Regions from separate parts of the Mus musculus genome. Here region 2 is linked to region 1. The links are chromatin loops, found by intact Hi-C in ENCODE. Cell type or tissue: gastrocnemius. All regions are shown on one strand.

Region 1 (5,000 bases):
AACGTCTCACAGAGTTAAAAAAGAAACAGCGTCCAGATGGCAGCATGCCTTGCTCATTGATTGTTCCTGCGGAATTCATTACATATTCCAGTTATTAATCTTTTGATGGATATGATTTACACATGATAGGATCTCCCCAGTGAATATACTTTCTGGGGACGTTATTACTAGAAACCCTGTATCATATGTCTCAGGTGCTTTAAAATAAATAGAATACAAACAGAATATGTAATCTCTACTTTCTAGCTAGCTATCTTGCTCGTGGCCAGCTCTGGCCAGCGTCCCTCGGTCCACATTTACAAGAGACTGCAGTAAGTGTAAAAGGGGCTGAGGAGGTGGCTCATCGTCCTTGCCCTGAAGGTGTGAAGACAGAGTTTGAATCCCCAGGACCCATATTAAACCAGGCAGGTGTGGTGGGAACGGTAATCCTAGCACTGGGGAGGCAGAAACAGGGAGTTGCCGGGACAAGCTGGCTAGCAGGCTGTGCATGCTGGCTGTGAATGTCACTGAATGCTCAGTGAGTGGAGTGTAGAGAGGTTGAAGGAGACAGCCAACATGAAGTCCATTGACTTCAGGTCTTTACGTGTGAGTGTATGCACATGTGCACACACAGATACTCACACACACACCTACACACATGCACACATAAACACACCCCAAACAGTAGTAAAAATAAGTTTCAGAAAGGAATAAAGAGGTGAGCACTCAGGACCTCTGGGAACTTTCTCTGGATGTACCAGGAACATCTCACAGAGTTAAAAAAGAAACAGCGTCTAGACGGCAGCACGCATGCTCACTGTTACGCTTCTGTGCCCTCGTCACTCTGGATAGGACCTGGGCACCTCTTGTACTTGTGCCAGCTGGTGCCGTCCTCCTTGTGAGCCTCACACACCGCCCAGTCAGCATCTGAGCACTGAATGTGGAGAGGGTCTTTAGGAGGGTTGACAGAATGTGATGGACACCTGAGGAACGTTGTTCGGCTGACGGTGTGGAGACAGACTGTGAGACAGGTTGGTTGGTTGATGTAAAGTGGGGCAGAGAACCTTCTGGGAGCTCACAGCTAGAAGACTGAGGAGAGAGAAGGCTGGAAGGAGTAGCGTGCCGAGGGAAGGGAGATGCTGGGACAGTCATCGTTCAGTGTTCATGTGTAGGTGACAAGGAGCAGCAGTCAGCCAGTCAGACAGACAAAAACTCCTATTCTTGATGGACTCTTGGGTTTATGGAAAAGACAGCCTGGGAAGGGCAAAAGCTTCTCAAGCAAACAGGAGGCAGCGGGCAGTTGGGCAGCTTTTCCCTGGGAGGTGTAAACACCTGTTTACTTACCCTGCATAAGGCACCAACAATGGACCAGAAATTATTGCCCCCATGTCTGAGTCTTGTTCGTGGAGACGGTGATTGTTGGGGTTGCTCTTCAGGAGCACAGGCGCCTCAGACAGCTGCATCATGACAAAGCCCGTCCGCTTCAGTCTGGCAGGGCTTCCTTCCAGGTTTTCAGTGTCATCTGGTGCCAGCACACAGCAAAGGCTCGTTAAGGTCCTTCGCCCAGGCCAGATGCATGCTTGGAGAGCGTGTTAGAGAACGCTTGGAGTGTGAAGGGGTCTCTAGAGAAGAAGGGGCCGTGAGTGGGGTGAGAAATTGATACCCAGCGCCACCGCGGACTTGGGAGACCTGGAAATGTGAGGTAGCATGGGTGGGGGGAGGTACTCAGACATCCTCAACAACAATGACCTCTGACTGGGGGAGCTCCCCCCCCCATCTCCTTTCCAAGTTTTGTCTCTTCTAAGGGTATGTGTCCTTTGCTTTACCCCAGCCTTAGAGCTTAAAGTCACACGGAAACCTGTGGGCTAGGACATACTGGAGAAGACACTTGGGTTCGCTTGGCTCATACAAAGTCCCAAAGTGTCCCCTCTCGCTCTGGGTGTGTCTGTGGGATTACCTCTCAGGAAAAAGGGCTCTCGTGCCCCCTGCTGGCAGCTCTGCTCCAAGCATCCCTGTCACTCGCTGAGGATGCTACGGGAAGGTGAGCACCTTTGTGAGAAGCAAGGCGGGTTTCCAGGCTGTAGGGGCTGAGGGGTGGGGGTGGAAGTGGGGTGGGGGCAGGGCATGGGTAGAGGTAGGGAGCGTTGGGGTGGGGTTGGGGAGGGTGGAATACTGACCTGCCAGAGTGGAGGATTGGTTATTCTTCGGAACTCTGGAGGTTTCCAAATTGGTTCACCTCCCTTTATCCTTTACCTCAAGCTAGGAGTGACTTTTCAAAAACCTATCAGAGGCAGTCCTCGGAACCACAAGCCTCATCACTGGTTCTTTTGGGTCTGAAGCCCCTTGTGCCCAGTGCAGAGAGCCCAGTCTCCAGAGGCTACACGCTGTATGAGTTCATCTACAAAACCGTTTCAAAGGAAGAAATGAGAAATGGAGAAAGACCAGGTTGTCAATTGGGGAAGAGACAGGGAGATGTGAAGATAGAGGAACCCCTGGAGGGGGGCTGATGAGGATAGAAACATTTGTTGCTCTTGCATAGGACCCTGGTTCAAGTCCCATCATCCTCACAGCAGCTCACAATTGTCTGTAACTGCAGTTTCGGGGTATCTGAATGTCTTCTTCTGGCACAGGTGGCCACCAGTCAAATACCTACACACAGGCAAAAGTACTCATGAACTTAAAATAATAAGTTAGGGCTGGAGAGGTGGCTCAGCGATTAAGAGCACTGGCTGCTCTTCCAGAGGTCTTGAGTTCAATTCCCAGCAACCACATAGTGGTTCACAACCATCTGTAATGTGATCTGATGCCCTCTTCTGGCACATAGGTGTACATGCAGATAGAGCACTCACATACATTAAATGAATAAATAAAACCTTTTGAAAAAATAAATAAAAATAACATAAAATAGAAATTCCATCCCATTCCTGCTTCCCCAGTTTTGGTAGTAGAGGTTGCCTAGAGCCTCTCACGTTCTGAGCAGGTGTTCTTTGGGTAAGCTGTCTCCCAAGAATGTTGTTTTTGTTTTTGTTTTGGACAGGGTCTTACTCTGTAGCTCTGACTTGCCTAGAACTCACTATATAGACCAGGCTGGCCTCAAGCTCGCAGAGACTCACCTGCTTCTGCCTCCCAAGAGCTGGGGTTAAAGGCATGCACCACCATGTCTGGCAGATATGGGGGTTTTTGAAACAATAGAACCATTCTGTTTTGATTGTGGTGGTGGCTGGGACACTTTGTGCCTGTGACAAAATACAGAATTCTACATAAAGACACACAGTAAGGAGTGTGCAAAGGCCAGAGGAGTAGGCAGTCCCATAGCATAGTAGGGCTCATTAAGACTGGCGTCTCTCAGGACTGATGTGCATAGCAGTTATGTAGGAGGCCATGGTGGGCCCTGGATGCTAACAGTGGCCTGAGACTTCAACACCAGGGGATCAGATACTCTCTTCTGGCCTTAGCAGATACATGCACACACGGGACACACACACACACACAGACTTACAGACAGAGGACGAGGAGGTGGAAAAAGGGAAGGAGAAGAAAGGATCTTGGTGTGTTGCTATTCCAGAACTTGGGATATAGAAGCAGGAGGATGGGAAACTCAAGGTTATCTTTGGCTCTATAGCAAGATGGAGGCCTGTCTGACTGCGTTGTGACTCTGTCTCAACGCTATACAACACAATACAGGAAGACTGGCCGCAGAGTCTTTCTGATGATTGCCACCTAGTGGTGCATGTGAGTACTGCAGGATGGAGCGTGTTCTGTTGGTGGGCACCCCACCTCCACCCCTTTTTAGTAAAAGGAATCTCATATCAAAGGTCTTTTTCTAAGGCCTCTAGCAGGAGAACACCCAGGCTTGAAAGGCCCAGGAAGGCAGGCTCCCTTCCTGCCCTCTTGTCAATATAATGAGACTCATTCCGCTTTGGTCTAGCAAGGCGCTCTACCTCAAACACCCTTGCCTCAAAGCATATAAAAAGTAGCTTTCCTGAGACACTGCTGTTCTGAGGTCTTCAGAAAAGACGGCTGCAGGACCCTGGGATCAAAGGACTCACAGGCCCAGCATGGTGGTCTTGTGGCTGTAAATCTCTAGGACCGGGGCTAGCCTAGAAGACTAATGTGATTTCACAAACATACCTGCACTAGGTTCAGGGTTGGAAAAGCTGCACAAGACTCACTGTGCAATCGTGGACAGCTTCTGAGGCAGATGTAGATGTCTCAGTTTATAGATGAGTGGCCTGGTGCAAGCTACCTGCTAAGATCACTCAATAAGAAATGTCAGGGAGGAGGGGGGAAGCTGGAGAGATGGCTCAGCAGTTACAAGTGCTCCCTGCCCTTCCAGAGGACCTGAGTTTGGTTCCCAGCATTGACATTAGTGCCTTGCAAGCACCTGTAACTCCAGTTCCAGGGGCTCTGACACCCTCTTCTAGCCTCCACTAACATCCATGCAAAAAATAGAATAAAAATATTTTTTTTTTAAAAAAAGGGCAGGGTTGGAATGTGGTCTCCGGATACTTGCCTTTTGATATTTTCAGTTGTGAATGAATATTACATTTATTTACAGTGTGTGTGTGTGTGTGTGTGTGTGCATGTGCGTGCACTCGCATCCATGTTCACATAAATATGCAGAGAAAAACTTCGGGGAGCCAGTTCTCTCTATTCTACCATGTGATTCCAGGGATCAAACTTGGCTCTTCAAGGTTGTTGTCACAGTTCTTTACCCACTGAGTTATCTCTCTCACCCATGAACAAGTATTTATTGAACTCCCATTATGTCAGTCTCTATGATAGGTAATGAGGACACAACAAAACCTTCTCCCTCTGGACGCTTTCGGGGTTAATAACTCATCATGATATCCAGCTGTAAAGTGGTCAATGAAGACAAGAGATACATGCAGGTCTCTAATAGTGTATACAGGGGAAGGTGGCACAGGTGAGAAATGGTGACTTCAGAACAACACTGAAAGACAGCTGACTAAGCAAAGGAAAAAGTGGGAAAGAACACAGCCCATACAAGGGTCCTGGGG
Region 2 (5,000 bases), 93 kb before region 1:
TGTTTTGGTGGTGGCTAGCTGAGGCTGGAGGCAGACAGCAGGCAGCATCTGGAGCAGCATCTCTTAGAACACCACTTTCCCAGAGTGCTCTCTCTGCCGCCCCACCCTCTCCCAGAGGTCGTCAGTTGGCAGGAGTTTAGCCTTCAGTTTTCTGTGAGCACCAGCGCAGGAGACTCACAGTGCTAGACGCAGGGCCTAGAGAGATCACCCCGACCCACGAGGCACGGCCCTGTCAGCTGACTCAGGCGTCTACCGTGAAGACAAGCAGGCAGGCCACAGCTGAGGGGGCGCCTGCTGGGATCAGGACATGGTGACTAGGGCCTTACCTTTGACATCGCCATGCAGAATCCTGCGTGTGTGGAGGTACTCCAGCCCCTCCAGGGCCTGGCCCAGGTAGTAAAGGGCTCGGTCTTCTGGCAGACAGCCCATTTGCTTTATGAGCTGACCCAGCGAGCCACCTAGGGAAAGAACAGTCAGTCTTAGTGGGGCTTTCCCAGGCCTACACGCAGGCCGAGGGCAAGAGCGAAGGGCAGGTGAGGTAAGGGAGCAGGGCTAAGAGGTCCGACGTGGCCTGAGAGGCAAGGGTCTAAGTGGGGGTTACCTCTTGGCCTTGAACCTTGAGAGGGATAAAGACGGGACCTGTCTCCTCACCTTCTAGCAGTTCCATGAAGATGTTCACCCACGGGCCTTCTCTCACAGCTCCATAGAGAGGGACGATTCTGGGCGAGCTCAGACCAGCACAGGCCACTAGTTCCTCTACCCGAAACACCTCGAGTCGTACCTGAAAGACCCAGAGGCCCCTGTGTCAGGGTGAGGGGTGCGGGCTGGGGAACCCTTGGAATTCTATGCATAGAAGCTAACAATGCTCTCAGTGGTGGTGCCCAGGCCCAGTGGGACCAGCCCTTGGGAAATGAGCATAACCCATGTATAGTCCCCTGGTGTCAGGTATCAGGGCCACAGTGCTGACTGCATGAAAAACAGTCACACAGAAACATTTCTTTCTTTCCAGACTCCTGGAATTCTCTCCACCCTCAATCTGCAAACACATTCTGTACCCCAGCTCTCTGGGGGAAAATCTCTAGGCCACGAGGTCTTGTGAACCCTGCCTACCCTGTACCTGCTACAGGCCCCATCATGTATCTTAGGTTGGCTTTGAACTTCCAGTCCGCCTCAGCGTAGCAAGTGCTGGGATAATAAGGATGTGCTGCGATGCCTGACTCTGTGAGGAGTCGCTGCACCAGTGGTTCTCAACCTGTGGGTCCCAACCTGAGGGCTGAGTGACCCTTTTACAGGGGTCAATTTATTATGATTCATAATATCAAATTACAGTTAGGAAACAATGATGAAAATAATTTTATGGTTGGGGGTGGTCACCACATGAGGAACTGTATTAAAGGACCATAGCATTGGAGGTGGGCACGCCTTTAATCCCAGCACTCGGGAGGCAGAGACAGGAGGATTTCTGAGTTCGAGGCCAGCCTGGTCTACAGAGTGAGTTCCAGGACAGCCAGGGCTATACAGAGAAACCCTGTCTCGAAAAACAAAAAAAACAAAAAACAAAAAAAACCCAAACAAACAAACAAAAAAAACCCAACAACAACAACAAAAAAAACCAAACCAAACCAAACCAAAAACCCCCCAAATTAAATTAATTGTGTGTATGTGTGTTTAGAGTGCATGCATGTGTTCTGTGTGTGTGAGGAGGGCAGAAGGTTCCAGATCTCCTAAAACTAGAGTCCAGGAGGTTGTGAGTAGCCATGTGGGAGCCAAACATCTGCTGAGCCATCTCTCCAGTCCCCCTCATAGCAACTGCTTTGATTTTTCATAGTGTGTTACGTGTGTTTGTTGATATTGTACTGAAGCAAGGTCTCTGTTGAAACAGAGCTTGCCTGGGGAACTCATGTCCCTGTCTCCAAGTGGCCACCATGCCTGTCTGGCTTTTCTGTGGGTTCTGGGGATCAGAACCCCAGTCCTCGAGATGTAGTTCATCCGCTGAACTCTCTCCCCAGCCCGTTACTTATTTCCTAAAGGACCAAACTGTCCATGGAGACAGGCCTGCAGTTATATTACTGTTTGCCCTGTAGCTATTTCCCTAGCATCTGGGTACACAGAGGCTCCTGGGGATGGGCTGGCCAATGCTTCTCCTAATCTGGAAGTCTGGGGTCACTCCTATTTGTGGGCTCCAGCATCTTGGCATGGCAGGAGGCATTAGGCCATGGATACAAACATCTTGTGCTTAGCTTCTTGGTTAGGCCATTCACAGAAAGGCCTCTTGCTGCCATCAGCCATGTGTCTAAGAGAATGGTGGGGACACAGCTGCCTGCTCAGGGTGGTGTGAGGATTCAGAGAGATGGGGTCTTTCTCCATGCTTGGTGACTAAGACACTTGGGCAGAGCTGGCTTCCCACTTCCTCCTGCCAACTCAATCGAACTTGTTGGCTGCTGTGGGTTCTCTGGAGCGGCACCGCCAGGGGGCGACAGCGGTAACAGACTAGTTTGGCCCAGCTTTTGTTTCTAGACTTGCTCTGTCCATGTTGGGGGTTTGGACATTTGCCTCTCAGTGGACAATGTCTCTCTTTTGGTTACTTAAAGAATATTAAGTTTGGTTAGTTAGCGCATGTAAAGTCCGATGGAGAAGGCTCCCCTTCTCCATGGCCAGACAGCACCTGAAGCACCTCTCTGAACCTCAGGGTTCTCATGCTAGGCTGTGATGGGACGTGAGTGGGAATTTACATTTAAAATCCACTACCAAATGTCTGGTGCTGTTCAGCACTAGACGATGGTTTTCATACAACAGACTCTGGAGGGGTGGCTCTGTGTGATGGGGAAGCTGAGGCTGGCACAAAGGACTCATCTGAAGTCACTGAAAACAGAGTACCACAGCCTTGGTTGGGAGGCCCGACCCTATCGCTGCCGCACTCCAGGTTTAGCTTGGACTCCTGGCCACAGGAGCAGCATTCCCGGGAAGCTGCAGACAGCATCCAACACGGCACAAGTGCGGAAGTCACTTCCCTCCGCTGCAGTGCCAGGGCGCTTGAGCCTGGGGGCAACTTTCCCTCCTCCAACCTCCTTATTTCCTCTAGCACAGTAATCTTTCTCTGTCATAAGTGGGGTATAGGTAACGTCACAAGTTTCTGAAGATTGCAGGAATATCCATGATGGGAGGGAGAACACAGAATGGGACACGGAAGCCTAAGAAGTCAGGGTCCCCATTTCCTCCTCCTCCTTCAGACGGTGTCCCTTTGATCCCTGCTTGCAAACAAGGGTTTGTGGCTGATGCCACTTCTCCAGCACAGCCTGGGTTTGTTTAAAACTCTAGCCCTGGCCAGGGAGATGGCTCAGCAGGTGAAAATCAGCAGAGCCAGCATGTGATCGCAATTTGATCTCTGAAACCCACAGAAAAAGCCAGTGTCGCCCTGCACATCTGTAATGCCAGCATGCTCACAGTGTGAAGGGAGGACTGGCTGGAAGCTCAAGAGGCTGGGAATATAGCTCACTGGAACACACTTGCCTACTGAGTGTGAGGCCCCAGTTCAATCCTGAGACGTCACACACACAACACACACACACAGAGCCACAAAGACCACACATCCCATACACACACCACATACATCACATACCATACACACACCACATACATCACATACCATACACACATACTCTACACACACACACACACACACACACACACACACACACACACACATCACATACCAAATACAGATCTCTCTCACACACACAAAACTACCCACACCCACACCCCACACCCAGTGCATAAGCTGCCTCTGGCCTCCACAGATGTGCTGAGTAAACACACATACACACAAGGCTTCAAAACACTAGTTCCTTTGGATTCCACATCTTTGTCCCCGGTCCCTGTATGGTGTTTGGCACAAAGCAGGTATTCCAGGACAGCTGGTTTGACTTGGCCAGTGACACTCTATTCCAGATCAGTGACAGAGCCAAAAGGAGGCTCCCAGAATTCTATGCTTGGGCCAGATGGCTTAAAGCAAGCAGTTGCTCACTCTTGTTGAGGGCAGATAGTAATTCTTGGAGAATCTGCTTAGTGATATGGTTTCTTTGCCATCAAACTGTGTCCATGACCACACATACAACTCACATGAACTTTAGGATCATGTTCTAAGAATTTAAAGATCCTATAAGTACATTCTCCAACAAGGAGAACTTATTTATTGGTTGCTTAAAAAGCCTGACCATTCTATGTGAACCAAGGAGAAATCCTGCCTAGCATGTCTTTCATGGTGTGTGTGGGGTGTGTGTGTGTGTGTGTGTGTGTGTGTGTGTGTGTGTGAACCACAGTGTAGAATAATCTTTAGGACTGGATCTCATTTTCATAAAAGATAAGCCAAATTTAAACATAAAGAGTCTAAAAAAATAGACGACAGATGGCATTTTTGAGGACAAGGAAAACCTTTGTTTGGTGGCATTTGACTTCATTTATGGTGAGCCAGTACTTGTTTACAATTGAAAAGGGGGCTGGTGAGATGGCTCAGCAGGTAGAGGTGCTTGCTTCCTGCCAACCCCTGGCCTCCACAACTGCATCATGACATGTGTGCCCCCCCCCCACCAGAAACATGTCATAAGAATTAATTAAAGATACATAAAAGATTAAAACCGTAAAAACAAGACAAAGCCTTGCATTAAGGCCTAGATCTGAGGCCGATAAGCATGTGACCTAAGCCTACAGAAGTTTCTGGAAGGAGGACCAAGGGGCAGCCACTTATCCTCAGGCTCCTTCCCAGGAGCAAGGAACGGGAACAGGCAGCCTGAGCCTGACTCCCAGACTGTCTGCTGTTCTCTGCCGGGAACTCAGGGAACTTTTTGTGTATGTAGTATCAGAATTAGAACCCAGGGCCTCATACTCACAAGGCAAAAGCCCTAAAGTGAGCTCTTATGTGGTCTTAGAGCTAAAAACTGTACAGGACAAACTTCAAGCCCTAACCCTTGCACTGAGAGAGAGGAGAGGCTGATGCTACCCCA

The links. Hi-C counts contacts between places; a loop is a spot of excess contacts. Peaks named below come from ENCODE experiments on the same cell type or tissue, not always from the same donor. Only the 100,000 strongest peaks of a DNase experiment are listed, where the experiment ranks them.
Region 2: it touches region 1 in a loop (8-fold over the local background); 29 of 42 quality-filtered maps call a loop at or near these places.

Annotation. Positions count from the first base shown.
Region 1 is chr11:103,323,449-103,328,448 of GRCm38, forward strand. No RefSeq gene overlaps it. Among named protein-coding and RNA genes, the nearest start is that of Arhgap27os3, 19 kb to the right of the region's middle. In gastrocnemius, CTCF peaks have their summits at 1,955 (motif pointing left) and 3,706 (motif pointing left); DNase peaks (open chromatin) are centred at 871, 1,521, 1,964 and 3,708.
Region 2 is chr11:103,230,706-103,235,705 of GRCm38, forward strand. Map3k14 (mitogen-activated protein kinase kinase kinase 14) reads right to left here. Exons shown (of 16, transcript NM_016896.3): 7 at 652-781; 8 at 327-458. All of the region lies in intron 2 of Gm34823 (a long non-coding RNA gene), which reads left to right. Among named protein-coding and RNA genes, the nearest start is that of Gm34823, 15 kb to the left of the region's middle. In gastrocnemius, a CTCF peak has its summit at 2,463 (motif pointing right); DNase peaks (open chromatin) are centred at 2,472 and 3,931; H3K27ac peaks cover 2,269 bases.